2 separate regions of the Homo sapiens genome follow, and region 2 is linked to region 1. A link is an interaction called in ENCODE POLR2A ChIA-PET data of the cell type or tissue named here. Cell type or tissue: PC-3. All regions are shown on one strand. Links, peaks and the distances in the headings refer to the core of each region. The heading gives the core; the rest is flanking DNA. Region 1 holds the start of LOC105369844 (a long non-coding RNA gene). Region 2 overlaps LOC105369844 (a long non-coding RNA gene).

Evidence for each region. ChIA-PET counts read pairs that join two places held together with the same protein. Peaks named below come from ENCODE experiments on the same cell type or tissue, not always from the same donor. Only the 100,000 strongest peaks of a DNase experiment are listed, where the experiment ranks them.
Region 2: POLR2A ChIA-PET joins it to region 1 with 11 read pairs; 4 of 35 experiments call an interaction of 5 or more read pairs at or near these places.

Annotation. Positions count from the first base shown.
Region 1 is chr12:75,829,862-75,837,984 of GRCh38, reverse strand. LOC105369844 (a long non-coding RNA gene) reads left to right here and starts at 3,217. Exons shown (of 16, transcript XR_007063375.1): 1 at 3,217-3,452. In PC-3, for the core only: no CTCF peak of the experiment used is centred there; no DNase peak of the experiment used is centred there.
Region 2 is chr12:75,746,737-75,754,859 of GRCh38, reverse strand. The region is part of intron 1 of LOC105369844 (a long non-coding RNA gene); the gene reads left to right. Among named protein-coding and RNA genes, the nearest start is that of KRR1, 240 kb to the right of the region's middle. RefSeq lists an enhancer at 7,671-8,123. In PC-3, for the core only: no CTCF peak of the experiment used is centred there; no DNase peak of the experiment used is centred there.

The DNA.
Region 1 (8,123 bases), core at 3,451-5,950:
TTGCAAACTAGTGGGGCCATATGTGCACTGCAGTGACAGATGGTCCCAATCTGCTGTTGCCAGATAATGGCTCGTTTAGAGGCTTGGGGTGACTGTGTGACAAGTCCCGGCTGGACCAGCTGTTTCTGTTGCAACAAATGCCTGGTCTGGCTGAATGAATGCAGGCCACAAACTTTAAAAGACATGCTTCTACTACATGAAAGTATCCACAATTTCCCTGGCAGGAGAATTGATTAATGTATTTCTTTGAAAATTTTTACACCATTTTCCCCCCTAACAGCACTGGTCCAGGAGTCAAGGAACCTGGGTTTTAATCTCATCCTGTTGCTAACGAGCTATGTAACTACGGATGCATCATGTAGATTCCCTGAGCTCCTATTTCTTAAAGTGGGTCTGAGTTGGATAATACTTGAAGTCTTTTAGTCTTTTGCTTTTTTAAATCTTTCAATCCAAATCTTGAACCATAAAAGTTAGTGTAGTAAGTACAAAATAGTATTTACAAACTTACCGAATATTGGGTTCTGTACTTAGCTCATAATAATATTGTTTCTTAACAATCCTGGTGGCCCAATTGCCCAATATTGTTATTATTCACTATGTTAAAGATGGGGAAACCAAGTAACAGAGAATCACATAACTTTCCTAGAGTCAAATGTGTGGGACAGGGCAAAACTGGGATTTGAACAGCTCCTCCTTTTTATCCTCATGCTATACTGTATACGCAGTATACGCTGTATACGCAGGTGAGATGGAAAAGTAGGCAAGGCAATATAGAATCCAGATGCAAACAGATGATATTGTGGCACCTCTGTTTCCTCTGCCTGCATGCTATCATTGGTATTTATATTTGTAATAACTCGGGGCACATGTCCTAATCTATTTCAAGACCCCACCAAACCAACCAGGGACTTGGCTCCCCCTAAGGCACCAAGGAAGCCCTGGGGAACCAGCCCACTGGTGTTCTCATGTGGTTTGTTTGGAAAAGCCCTACTGTTGTGTAACAGTAGGGGACCCTTTGGTATGGGGTGGGCTGGGTATGGGAGGATACACTTTCCTAGGAAAAAAGCAAAGGATTCATGGTATACTGTTAATGTATCTCTGGGCTTAAGTCACATGTACAGATTTGTATCTTAAGTCCACTTTATTTAGTTCACATTTCTGAAACCTCTCATTATATTGGTCTTGTGTTTCCTGGTCATATGAATTTTGAGACAGTGATCCCTTTCTGTGAAGAATGACCTCATTCTCCTCATGGAAAAATTACTTTGGCATTTGAGCAAATAAGAATTAAATTGAAACCTAAGCCATAGCTTCTCCACCCAGCAGCTCTTTGGTGTTTTGCTATGGACATGGGGTTATATTTTTTTCCCTAGGCTCAGGTTTATTTTAAGAATATAATATAAATATTGTTTAAGTAAATCCTTCCTTGCCAAACACAGGATGTAAAACTTGATCATGCTATGAAAAAAGACTAGATATTTAGCTGACCTTGAGGTTAGTGGATAGGCTCTTCACTGCCAGCTAAATTTTCAGCTGGGATTGGAGTCTCAAGAGGCATTTTTCTTGTTTGAAAGAAAGCCTGTGGGTATTTTCAAATATTGCAGTGTTGGGTTCAGGAAAGAAGAGGGTATTATGGCTCCCATATGATGCTGCCAGCCCTTTTGTATATTTGTTGATAATTTTACCTTGGTCACTTGTTCTCTTATCTGGCATTATTGGGTTAGCCCCCACTGTGCCTGGTGTGGAGAGGGTAGAAGAGTCCTTAGAGGCCTGCAGAAAGGAATGATGGGATTTAATCGATGGCAAGATCTTTAGCCCTGTGGTCACTCATACATAAAGCCTGCTTGCAGCCCTCAGGCATGCAGGTAATATCAGAGACCATTTGAATTAGGAAGAAGGAAATTGAGTCCAGGAGGTGAGGCCAGTACCTCCATTTAGTGAGGTTTGAGTGGAGCTAGGACAGAGAGATATATATTAAGTTGACATTTTAAATCTAAAAAATGATATTCTGTGGACATCAGCGAGCACAGGCAGCTGGGTAAATTAGTAAAGTATATCATTGCCTGCCTCTCACATCTACAGTTCATAGTGTTCCTGTGATTACAGTATAGATCAGTTACATTGACAGATGTGGTCTGGCCAATAAAGTTACTGTGTTACGTGTACTGTCTATGGAATATTCAGTTTAGGTTGGTGTTCTCTGCCCTACCACTGTGATGTCAAGGTTTCTCAAGCTTGTCCCTCTTGATGTTTCAGGTCAGCAAAGCCTTTGTTGTGGGGAGCTGCCCTGTGCCCTGTAAAAGCAACATCCCTGGCCATGACCCACTAGATGCCAATAGTATTATCCATTATGACAACCAAACATGTCCCCAGACAGTGCGAAATATCTATCCACTAGCATGGCAAAAGTGCCCTCCTCCCCATCTAAGAACCACCATATCAGATTCACAGTGACCCATAGGATTAAAAGAATGTATGAGTTTGTGCATGTTTATGTGCACACATACATACATACACATACACACATCCCCAAGTTGGGCTGATACGTTGAATAGGGTCTTTAAGCATCTGTGCATCATGTTCTGAGGTTTCTCCTTTAGTTATTTTCCATTAGTATAAATATAAGAGTGAATCGGCTAGGCACAGTGGCTCACGCCTGTAATCCCAGCACTTTGGGAGACCAAGGCGGACAGATCACGAAGTCAGGAGTTCAAGACCAGCCTGACCAACATGGTGAAACCCTATCTCTATTAAAAATACAAAAATTAGCTGGGAGTGGTGGTGCATGCCTGTAATCCCAGCTACTCAGGAGGCCGAGGCAGGAGAATTGCTTAAACCCAGGAGGCGGAGGTTGCAGGTAGCCGAGTTCCTACCACTGCACTCCAGCCTGGGCTACAGAGCAAAACTCCGTATTAAAAAAAAAAAAAAAAAAAAAAAAGAATCGATCCTCATTGGCTCAGATTTCTAGAACGAACCCTTCCTTTCTCCATTTTTGAAACAAAATGCCCACAATGCATCTATTCCCATGCATCATATTTCCATAGAGGAACAGGCACAAGGAACAGGAAATTTACTCCATGCCTTAGGAAGGCAGATATGGGAAGGAATACTTCCAGGTTCTCTTGGCCTCTTTAGTCATGCTCATTGGAGCAGGACTTTGGTGACTAATGAGTTTGATTAATGAACATCCTCTGTTACGCTCCTGCATGTCTGTTTATTCCTGTCTGTCAGCCCACTAAAAGGGTGCATTCTCATCCCCTTTCTGCCATGAAGCAAGTTGCTGCTCTGGGCAATGTCTGTGGACAGCGAGTGATGCCAGTGATTAGGGGGTAAGGCTGTATGATGGGGTGGCACATAAGGAAGCTACTGAGGCTGCAACGTGGAGATACACCCTTCAGTTTCGCTTCGATCAACAATACGTGTGTTATGATCTTCACTGGGCTCGGATTCAGGTCTGTCTGTCTGTTGGTTGTGAGCTTGGTTAGGGCAGAAAGCTGTTATTTATTAAAGGGCCATCTACCTTTAAACTCCAAGTAAAAGGACTGACTGTCTCATAAACATCAATGTGAAAGATGCCAATAGATTTTTTTTTTTTTTCAGTAGGGTCTTGCTCTATTGCCTAGGTTGGAGTACAGTGGTGTGATCACAGCTCACTGTAGCCTCGACTTCACAGGCTCAAGTGATCCTCTCACCTCAGCCTCCTGAGTAGCTGGGACTACAGGTATGCAGCACCATGCCTGGCTGATTTTTGTATTTTTTTGTAGAGATGGGGTTTTGCCATGTTGTCCAGGCTGGTCTCGAACTCCTGGGCTCAAGCAATCCTCCCATTTGGCCTCCCAAAGTGCTGAGATTATAGGTAGGAGTCACCATGCCCAGCCAAGATTTTAATATAACAAATATTCAAAGTTTTTCTGAATCCTGACAGCCAGAACTTTTAACCATATGTTCTAACTTTCAGGTAATTTTGTACACTGACAACTGATGTTCCAAAGAGACAGCAGAGTGTTGAGATAAAGATTATGAGCTTTGAAATCAATAAGACATGACAACAGTTCCCAGCTTGACCCTTTATGAATAGCTTTGGGTTAATTACTCAAGTAGCTTTGGGTAAAGTGAGGTCATGTACATGAAGTGCTTGCATGGTGCCTGGCACAGAGTGGGTGCTCAATAGAAGCTAGCTGCCATTTACCTTCCCCATGCCACACGACTCCAAGTTAGCCAGAGTGATCAGTCCCTCATAACAGCCATCTATTATGGCCATTAACATTTGTATTATTCTTTATACCTATTGAATGCATTTGCATATACAGTTTGATTTCTCTAAATCGCTGCGTGAACATGTGAGGTAGGTGCATGGGTGGAAGTGATCCTATGTCACAGATGAGCAAAAGCGGCTCAGATGGTTGACTGATTTGCCCCAGGTCAGTAGAGTCAGGTCTCAAACTCAGGTAGGATTCTAAATCCAGCACTCTTTCTTACAATGACATGACAAAGATTGTCATGTCTTACAACATTGTGTCATTCTGTTTGAGAAGAATGTTGGCATTTACTGGCTATTCTGACAGATAGGGAAATTGGAAGACAGAGTATATGCATATAAAATCCAAAGTAAGTGTTAGAATAACTTTTGGATATGTGTCCTTACATTATTTAAATATTGCTTCCCCACTAGGGCCTTTCCCTATAATGTTTTCTTTTCCTAAATGTTTACTTTCTCCATTCATTCATTCATTCATTCATTCACTCATTTATCATGAACATTTCTTGAATCTCTATTATGTATATCAAGCAGCATAACAGGGTCTGAGAGTACAAAAAACCCAAGATGGGACCTCTGCCCTCTTAGCATTGCTGGGGAGAAAGCTGTTCAGACCAATAATCATAATTACTGTGTGATGGTTTCCATGGAGGAGGAATATACCAGGTGCAAGGCAGCTCAGAGGAAGGAGTGATGGAGGAAGCCTGGAGTAGGTGAGGTCAGAGGTAGAGGCTTCTCAGAGAAGATGCTTGAATCGGGCACTGACAAGGGAGGAAGATCTGGTTACTCCTCTGAGCCTCAGCCATTCATCTGTGAAAATGATAATATTAATAACTACCTCATATGGTTGTTAATGTCTGTAAAGTGCTTAGATCCATGCATGGCAAATAGTAAGCCCTCTATTAATTGATAAATGGTGGCTGTTATTACTATCACAATTCCATTCAGGAAAAAAAATTCTATTTATTTATTTTAAAAAAATTATTTGTTTTTTTGAGACAGTCTTGCTTTGCTGCCCAGGCTGGAATGTAGTGGCAGAATCATGGCTCTCTGTATCCTTGACCTCCCAGGCTCAAGCGATCCTCCCATCTCAGCCTCCTAGGTAGCTGGGACCACAGATGTGTGCCACCACACCCAGCTAATTTTTAAGTGTTTTTTTGTAGAGATGGGTGTCTCACTATCTTGCCCAGGCTGGTCTTGAACTCCAGGGCTCAAGCAGTCCACCTGCCTCAGTCTCCCAAAGTGTTGGGATTACAGGCATGAGCCACCTCACCCAGCCAAGCCATTTCATTTTATAAATCAGACTTCACACAGGACAGTAGGATAAAGCAAATACCTTCAAATTCTTTACATGTTGTTTCCAGAGATGAGCTTAAAATGGCACATGTATTAGAGCCTCAATCCTAAGTAGTACCAAGGAGAATAATCTTTAAATTTTATTTATAAAAGTTTGAAATAACATGTTCCTGACCTCTTCTTTCTCTTCCTTTTCTTTCTTCTATTGTTTGTGACAGGCAATATTAAAATGGAGCTTTTCTAGTTTCCTGTCCAGAAGCTCTGCTGTTCTGCCCAAAGTGTTTCTGGTATATCTGAGGTAGTTAATCTTAGTGTGTCTTTTTCCCCTAACCTTTGGGATCTGGTTAACCTTTGCAAAATTTTGTTCCTTCACCATGGACATTTACATGTTTAATTGCAATGAGAAAACTTGGGAGTCACATGGCTTAATCCTTAAAAGCAAACTTGGTCCACAGGCAAATGGTTTCTCAGGGCAGTGCACTTCTGAAAGTCCTGAAGCTACCCTAGGCCTTTGTGAAACAGCTTTCTGTTAACTAACCATATTTATATATTTATTATTCAATTTTCTCTACTTTCTTAAACTGCCTCAATAAAGCAGAGCTATAGGCATTGGAGGTGTACGTATATGCTGTGGAAGGCATTGTGGAGAATCTTGCTGATTTCATGTTGTGCAGTAGTCAGTCAGGGATGAAATGACAACTCAAGAAAGACTCCTGAGAAAAATCATGACTAGGGTCACTTTGTTATGGCTTTTCTGGGAATATGGATTCAGATAAGCCAGTGGCCTAACATGAACTTAGCCCAGCATTTTATCTTACTTCCTCTTTGATAACAGTTCACGTCTCCAAAATCCATCATAGACAGCATGGCTCAATTGGAATTTTAAATATCCAGAATGCGTTAGTGTGACAGCTGTATCACATTTCTTCCCTTGAGAGAGAAAATGGTAGGCTGCCAATAGCAACACTGTTAACATTAGTGGGGCCAAAAGATAGACCACTTGAGGGAAAGTCTCAAAGCTTTGTGAATTAGGCATACATGAACAGAGGGGGTCTGTTTAGCCCTCTCTCAGGCTCCTAATTTGAATGTGTTACTCTTCTTCTTTACTTCCTCGGCTTATCTGATGATACTTTTGATGTGAAATTAAAAAAAAGTTGATGTTCATACATAATTACAACATATAAACTTGTCCTTTAAAAGCAATTACATTTTAAAATCACTACCTATTCTATTGGTGATGCTAATCTGATATTTTAAATTTTAATATAGTTTATTTTTAATTACATAATTGTCAGTTTTAACAAAACTAAAATTGCGCCAGAGGCAATGAAGGCTGATTTTCAAAGGAATTAGGTATTCTGGCAGTTACTGTGCAATATGTCCGCTACTGGAATTAATAGAAAAATACCTGTCTTACTTTTGATTGTATGGTGTATTGTTTGTACTGCCAAATCGGTGAACCTGTAAAAGATATGATACCATTAGGTGTGAGATTTAATGAAACTTTATTTCTATTATTACTATTATTGTCAATAACATTTAAGAAATAGGTTTCATTTCCAAAGAATAACTTGTCTTTGCTTTTCAAAGCTATTTTACTGTATACTTCAAAGATGCTAAAACTAAGTTATACAAATATCTAAAGACAATGGAAGTCAAGATCAGCATAAATATTTTACAAGGTAGAGAAGAGATATATTAATATCTTCTATTAGATTAAAACACTTGAACTTTTGAATAGGAAGTCCTTTCTCCATTGCTTGTTTTTGTCAGCTTTGTTGAAGATCAGATGGTTGTAGGTGTGCAGCCTCATTTCTGGGCTCTCTATTCTCTTCCATTGGTCTACTGTCTATTTTTGTGCCAGTACCATGCTGCTTCTGTTACTGTAGCCCTGTAGTATAGTTTGAAGATATCAAGTAACACGATGCTTCAGCTTTGTTCTTTTTGCTTACAATTGCCTTACCAGTTTGGGTTTTTTTTTTTTCTCCATATGATTTTAAAATAGTTTTTTCTACTTCTGTGAAAAAAACTGTCATTGGTAGTTTGACAGGAATAGCACTGAATCTATAAATTGCTTTGGGAAATATGGCCTTTTTAATAACATTGATTGTTCTGATCCACAAGCGTCAAATGATTTTCCATTTGTTTGTTTCATCTCTGATTTCTTTGAGCAATGTTTTGTAATTCACACTGGAGAGATCTTGCACCTTCTTGGTTAGCTGTATTCCTTGGTATTTTACTCTTTTTGTTGCAATTGTGAATGAGATTGTGTTCCTTATTTGGCTCTCAGCTTGGCTGTTGTTGATGCATAGGAACGCTAGTGATTTTTGTACCTTGATTTTGTAACCTGAAACTTTGCTGAAGTTGTTTACTAGCCAAAGGAGTTTTTGGGCCGAGACTGTGGGATTTTCTAGATATAGAATCATGTCATCAGCAAACAGGGATAGTTTGACTTCCTCTCTTCCTATTTGGGTGCACTTTATTTTTTTTCTCTTGCCTGATTGCTCTGGCCAGGACTTTCAATACTACGTTGAATAGGAGTGGTAAGTGAGGGCATCCTTATCTTGTG
Region 2 (8,123 bases), core at 2,746-5,245, 82 kb after region 1:
GTGTTTAAAGCACACACATTTCATTGAGGTACAAATTGATTGGAATCCATAGCTTCCCTTTAGCTCCATACCAACCAATTTTTATTAGGATGCTTTGATTATATGTCTGACCTTTTTTTCTCCCCTCTGTCTTCCATCCTTTCCTCTCCTTAACTAGATAAAACAAGATAATATGTAAGAGAGAAACTTTTCTTTAAAGGCAAAGTACTATATCCACATCAGAATAATAACTTATTGATTTATTTAGCCACCCAAATTAACCTGCAACTTGGTCCCAAAAGCAAAACACACTCAGAAAAAAAAGGTTTTTAGACTTAAAACTTTTTTTCTTCCTTGTGAACTTTATCTTTGCAACTAAACATACTGAGAACATGTGCTTCATCTTTTCTGATACTTTGTTCCTTTGTGTTCTTACTGCACCAAATTGGACTGTGGCATCCCTGATTTTATAGCATTTCTATTGTCACTGCATCTGTAGCTTGGCTTACACCTCAAAGGGCTGAAGTGTGAGATGAACATCCTGCCTGAGCTATGGATGATGGTATGTCTAAGAAAGAAAATAACATGTTCTCTACATCTCATGACTGTCCTTGAATCATTTGATCACAGTTCATTTGTCTTTTTATTCACTGAGAAAACATTTCATAAATCTGTGTGAGATTTATTACGAGATTCATTAGTTTACCATTTCATCTATTTCATCTTCAACATTTTCACATTTTAAATCTAAGAAATATTAAAATTAAGAAAATAATCTCCTTTTCTTTAGACATGAAAGCTTCATGGCTATTTTTTTTTTTTTTTTGACACAGAGTCTCACTCTGTTGCCCGGGCTGGAGTGCAGTGGCGTGATCTCAGCTCACCGCACTCCACCTCCTGGGTTCAAGTGATTCTCCCGCCTCAGCCTTCTGAGTAGCTGGGATTACAAGTGCTCACCACCACACCTGGATAATTTTTGTATCTTTAGTAGAGACGGGGTTTCACCACGTTGGTCAGGCTGGCCTTGACCTCCTGACCTCATGATCTGCCCTCCTCGGCCTCCCAAAATGCTGGTATTGCAGGCATGAGCCACCGGGCCTGGCCCTCATTCATCCTTCCAAGACCCACATTAAATACCATTTCTTCCATGAAATATTTTCTAGCCCCATCACCCCAATCAGATATGAACCTTCTGAAACCCTAGTATATTAATTTACATCAATATTACAGAACATATATCACTACTAGCATTATTATATTGGTATACTTACTTTTGCTGATAGGTTGTGCAGCTGCAATGTTCCTGGCATTATGCTAGGCACTTAATTTACATTATTTCATTCAAATTTTAGGATTTCACATCAACTCTATGAACTACATAGAATCTCCATTTTATAATTTAAGACACCAAGTTTGAATAAGTTGCTCAAGGACAAGTCTTAGATTCAAATCCAGATCTATTTTCCACCAAAGCACATGCTTTCTCTATTAGACTATACTGCCTTTTGTGGTGAAAGGCTGTCTTACTTAGTTGTATGCCTCTTGTAACTCCTCAAACAATGAAAGTGATTTGTATGTAGTGGGCCTGGGAGGGTGTAGGCTGGGAGCTGCCAGCATATATCATGTATTATGTAAACCCTAAGATGGAGGTCAAAATGGAGGAGCACTGAACCAAGAAGAGAGACTAGGTCTGGGTGACATTACTTTAGCATCTGCATCAACCCAGTCCTATCTTTGAACTGTTCAAGTACATGAACCAGTATAGTCCAGTATGTATTGGATTTACTGTTTCATAATTTTTCTAAAACGATAGATCAGGGATATGTTGTAGGCTTTGATGTCACCAAGGTATTTGACAATTTGTTAAAATATGTTCATGGACAAGAAGGTGAATTGTAGGTTGTCTAATATATACTCAAATTATGTTTACCATTTCATCTATTTCATCTTCAACATTTTTACATTCTAAAATGTAAAATGATAGCACTCTGGAAAGGTTCTCTTTTTGGTATTTCACAAATCTTATCAATGCCTTAGAAGAAAATCTAGGTGAGCAAATATAAACTCTTATAGATCTTGAAAATAACGCTTGTACGTTGGATACCCAAATTCTAAATAGTCAGGAAGCACCTCATCCAATATGGTTATGGATAATGCACAGGAAAAAACCTAGGATGTTTAGGTTAGTGTTGGAAATCAGAGAGGAGGTGACAGAGTCTACCTGAGATTTTGCAGGGCAAGGTTAAAGGCAAGAAGCCAAGGCCAAAAAATACCCAGAGGCAGCATTAGCAATAAAACCATTCAGATATAGGTTCATATCATACTCTCGTCAATGAATAACTGTGGAACTTCAAGAAATTACTTAATCAATTACCCCTTGTTTCTGCACCTGTAGATACCTATCAACTGGGCTGTTGAGAAATAAGGAGGGCTGTTGAGGAATAACGCTTCCTATGTGGAAGTGTTAGATACACAGTAGATGCTCAATACATATGATTTGTTTGAAAGCATATTATGTACTAGGAGCTGGCTAATAATATGCTGGGAGCAAGGAGGGAAGGCCAAGGACCTGGGAGGCGGGGAAGCAGGAACAGTCATGAAGATGCATGAGTAATTCTGCAGAACATGATCTTTCTCATCTGGGAACAAATTTTTCCCCCATAACCTCTTAAGCGATCCACTTAGCACCTTGTAAGAAGGAAAGAACAAAGGTGATATAATCAATTTAACAAGGGTTAAATGTTAAGTTCCATAATAATAATAATAATAAAACCACCATTTAGATAATTATAGAACACAGTAAATTTGGTGGTGTAGATCAATAATAACTTGATTAGAGTTCATGGAATGATACTGTTTCTAAAATGTTTGGCATCCTTAGAATGTTTTGATAGAAGCAGAGGGTACATAGTCTAAGAATTATTAACTATCTTACTATTTGACCAGAGCAATTTAGCTGGAAACAATTTGATCAACATAACCTTGGTTGACATATTGATGCAGTTGAAATAGATATTTCCCAGTCATAGATTTTTGGAACATTGGTAATTTTTGTATCTAATTTTTAGCCATTGAATCTTACTCTGACTTAATTTTTCGAGTGAAAAGTTGGGACAACACCAGTGTTAATATTGGAATTCTTCATGGTTTTGAAGAGTACTTATCTTTTACTTATTATAAAAACAGAAACCCATTATAGAAAAGCTAGAAAATACAAGCAAAAGAACAACAACAAGAAATGCATCTTTTTGCCCACCCTTAGGTAACCACTGTTATTATCTTGGCTTATATCATTCCAGGTTCTTTTCCTTGCCTTTCATTGATCTGACAAAGGAAGGGACTGTGCTGCAAAGTAGTGAGCTCTCCGTTTTCAGAAGTTTTCAAGCAGAAGTAGGAAAATCTATCAGAGATGTGTCAGAGATATGGTATAAAAGAAAGGTTAAATTTTATAATGTCTAGTTTTTTTCAACTTTAGGATTCTAAGAAAAAAAACGATAAATGCCATTGTAATGCTCACAAGGATTGTTCATTTATATTGTATTTGTGGGATTCAGCTGAAAAATAACTTCTAAAATTCCAGCTCTGATTGGTAATTCATTCTGTCGTTTCTGAGGTATTGGCTTGAACGCCTATATTTGATTTCTGTGCTTGAGTAAACCCACCCACTGGCCAGACTGAACCCCAGTGTGTTTGACATTTTCCCTTTTGAACAGCATCCAGCATAATGTAGCTTACTGGAAAAAATCTACACAGTGTGACTCAGAAAGTCATGCAAGCATTTCTTTCTGTGGAATTCTTTATTTTTTTTTCCCAAAATGAAAATAGATCACATTATTTGAGGATAAACAAATCTGAAAGTGTTTCCAGTAATATCTTTTTATGTATAAGCTGCTGAAGATTAACTAGCAGTTCTTGGCTAAGATCTTGCTTCCTACCTAAATATCTCAGTAAATGCTGTCCTATTGAAATAAAATTCAACTTTTCAAAGTTTCCAACTGGAAATAGAAAATGAAGTCCTACTTCCCAGAAGGAGGAGTCATGCTTTCTTTTTGTTTAAAATGTCCGTAAATTATCCAACACAGGCCCAGCCACGCAGTGTACATTTAATGCCCTCTAAATGAAACTATGTAAGATAAAATTACAGCTTATGAAAAACCATGTAAGCTACATGGTTTAACAAGATCTGGATTCTTCTTCCTTTATCTTCCTTTGTTTTCTGATAAATTTCGGGAAATACTCCCAAATAAGCACATGTATTGTCAATACTCATAATTTAAAATTTATTATTTGTTTTAATTTTTATTTTAGGTTTGGGGGTACATGTGAAGGTTTGTTGTTACATAGATAAACATGTGTCATGGGAGTTTGTTGTACATATTATTACATCACCCAGGTAGTAAACCCAGTACCCTAATATTGTTTTTAAGGAGTTGTATTTTAGATATGTTTTTATAATTATTAATGGAGTGTTATTAGCTGAACATGCACATTTGAGATGTTCTTTAGGTAGAAGGATCTGTATGCAACTCGGCAAGTACTTTTAGAAGGTATTGACTATTGTAATGTTGGCAGTATAAAAGGAAGGAAGACAGGACCATAAGACTTGAGAGAATGGTAGTGGAAAAAGAAATAAGCTACAGAATGTTTGATCTGATCAATAAATAATAAAATAGTAGCTACATGTATTGAGTATCTACATTGTATATATTAGATACTAGGTTAGGTGGTTTGTATATACACTGCCTTTTATCGCCACCCTACAATACAGCATTATCATCTCCAATTTACGGGTGAATGTTCTGAAGCTGAGAAGAGCTGGGATTCATAGTTTGTCCCACGATAAAACTTACTTTCTTCAACCTATACCATGTTGTCTCAGACGTATCATAAATAAAACCAGGACAGACAAAGAATAAAAATGAAATCTTAAAATTCTCACAATGTAACAGTAAACAAAGTAAACAATCCAATTAGGAAATAGATAATAGACATGAAACATTTCACTGAAAAGATATACAGAAGGCAAATAAGCACATGAAAAGATGTTCTACATCGTCAGCCGTTAGGAACATGCAAATTAAAACCATAGTGAATTTAAAATTTAAATTAAATTAAAACCATACAGTACATCTATCAATGGCTAAAAAAAAAAAAAAAAAAATTAATGATGTAACCGTCCAATGGGTTCACTTTTCCCTCTGCCTAGACAGAGCCAATTTATCAAGACAGGGGAATTGCAATGGAGAAAGAGTAATTCACGCAGAGCCAGCTGTGCCGGAGACCAGAGTTTTATTGTTACTCAAATCAGTCTCCCCAAGCATTTGGGGATCAGAGTTTTATTTTTATTTTATTTTATTTTTTATTATACTTTAAGTTCTAGGGTACATGTGCACAACGTGCAGGTTTGTTACACATGTATACATGTGCCATGTTGGTGTGCTGCACCCAGTAACTCATCATTTACATTAGGTATATCTCCTAATGCTAACACTCCACCTTCCCCCAACCCCATGACAGGCCCTGGTGTGTGATGTTCCCCACCCTGTGTCCACGTGTTCTCATTGTTCAGTTCCCACCTATGAGTGAGAACATGTGGTGTTTGGTTTTCTGTCCTTGCGATAGTTTGCTCAGAATGATGGTTTCCAGCTTTATCCATGTCCCTGCAAAGGACATGAACTCATCCTTTTTTATGGCTGCATAGTATTCCATGGTGTATATGTGCCACATTTTCTTAATCCAGTCTATCATTGATGGACATTTGGGTTGATTCTAAGTCTTTGTTATTGTGAATAGTGCCACAATAACATACGTGTGCATGTGTCTTTATAGCAGCATGATGTATAATCCTTTGGGTATATACCCAGTAATGGGATGGCTGGGTCAAATGGTATTTCTAGTTCTAGATCCTTGAGGAATCGCCACAGTGTCTTCCACAATGGTTGAACTAGTTTACAGTCCCACCAACAGTGTAAAAGTGTTCCTATTTCTCCACATCCTCTCCAGCACCTGTTGTTTCCTGACTTTTTAGTGATCACCATTCTAACTGGTGTGAGATGGTATCTCATTGTGGTTTTGATTTGCACTTCTCTGATGGCCAGTGATGATGAGCATTTTTTCATGTGTCTGTTGGCTGCATAAATGTCTTCTTTTGAGAAGTGTCTGTTCATATACTTCAGCCACTTTTTGATGGGGTTGTTTGATTTTTTCTTGTGAATTTGTTTAAGTTCTTTGTAGATTCTGGATATTAGCCCTTTGTCAGATGGGTAGATTGTAAAAATTTTCTCCCATTCTGTAGGTTTCCTGTTCACTCTGATGGTAGTTTCTTTTGCTGTGCAGAAGCTCTTTAGTTTAATTAGATCTCGGAGATCAGAGTTTTAAAAGATAATTTGGCGGGTAGGGGCTTGGAAAGTGGGGAGTGCTGATTGGTCAGGTTGGAAATGGAATCAAAGGGGGTTGAAGTGAGTTTTTCTTAACGTCTTCTGTTCCTGGGTAGGATGGCAGAACGGGTTGGGCCAGATTACCAGTCTGGATGGTGTCAGCTGATCCGTCAAGTGCAGGGTCTGCAAAATATCTCAAGCACTGATCTTAAGCTTTACAATAGTGATGTTATTCCCAGAAGCAATTTGGGGAGGTTTAGACTCTTGGAGCCAGAGGCTGCATGACCCCTAAATTGTCATTTCTAATCTTGTAGCTAATTTGTTAGTCCTGCAAAGACTGGACATCAGGCAAGAAGGGGGTCTTTTCGGAAACGGCTGTTATCAATTTTGTTTTAGAGTCAAAACATGAACTGAGTTCTTTCCCAAAGTTAGTTTGGCCTGCACCCAGCAATGAGCAAGGACAGCTGAAGGTTTATAAGTAAGATAGAGTCAGTTAGGTCTGATTTCTTTCACTGTCATAATTTCCTCAGTTATAATTTTGCAAAGGCAGTTTCAGTGACATCACCCAGTGCTGGCAAGGATGTAGAGAAACTGGATCATTGTTACATTGCTGATGCTACAGAGATTCTGGAAAACAGTTTGCAGTTCCTTTAAAACTAAACATGTAATTACCATATGGCTCAGTAATTGTACTCCAGGGAATTTGTCCCAGAAAAATGGGAGCTTATGCTCACACACAAAACCTGTACACAAATGTTTAAATCAGCTTTATATATAATAGCCCGTAACTAAAAATGACTCAGATATTCTTCAACAGATGAATGGTCAAACTGTGGTATATCAGTACCATGGAATACTACTTATAAATAAAAAGAAATGAGTTACTGATACATGCAACAATCTGGATGAATCACCAAAGGATTATGCTGAGGTTTTTTTTTTTTTTTTTTTTTTGAGACGGAGTTTCGCTCTTGTTGCCCAGGCTGGAGTGCAATGGCGCAATCTCGGCTCACTGCAGCCTCCGCCTCCCAGGTTCAAGCAATTCTCCTGCCTCAGCCTCCCGAGAAGCTGGGATTACAGGCATGCACCACCACGCCCGGCTAATTTTGTACTTTTAGTAGAGATGGGGTTTCTCCATGTTGAGGCTGGTCTTGAACTCCTGACCTCAGGTGATCCACCAGCCTCGGCCTCCCAAAGTGCTGGGATTACAGGCGTGAGCTACCGCACCCAGTTTATGCTGAGTTTTTTTTAAAAAATCCATCCCAAATGGTACATACTCCATTATTCCATTTATATAATATTCTTGTAGTGACAAAATTATAGAAATGGGTAAGAAATTAGAGGTTGTGAAAGGAAAATGTCTTGGGCCCCCAAAATGACTAAGGAAAACTCAAGCTGGAAACTGCTTAGGGCAAACCTCCCTCCCATTCAATTCAAAGTCACCCCTCTGCTGAGATAGATGCATGTGTGATTGCCTCTCTTGGAAAGGCTAATCAGAAACTCAAAAGAAAGTAACTGGTTGTGTATCACCAATCTGTGACCTGGAAGCTGCCTCCCGACTTCCAGTATTTCTGCCTTTGCTTTGAGTTGTCCCACCTTTCCAGAGTGAACCAGTGTACTTCTTACATGTATTGACTGATGTCTCATGTCTCCCTGGAATGTATAAAACCAAGCTGTGCCCTGGCCACCTTGGGCACTTGTCGTCAGGACTTCCTGAGGCTGTGTCTCGGGTGTGTTCTCAACCTTGGCAAAATAAACTTTCTAAAT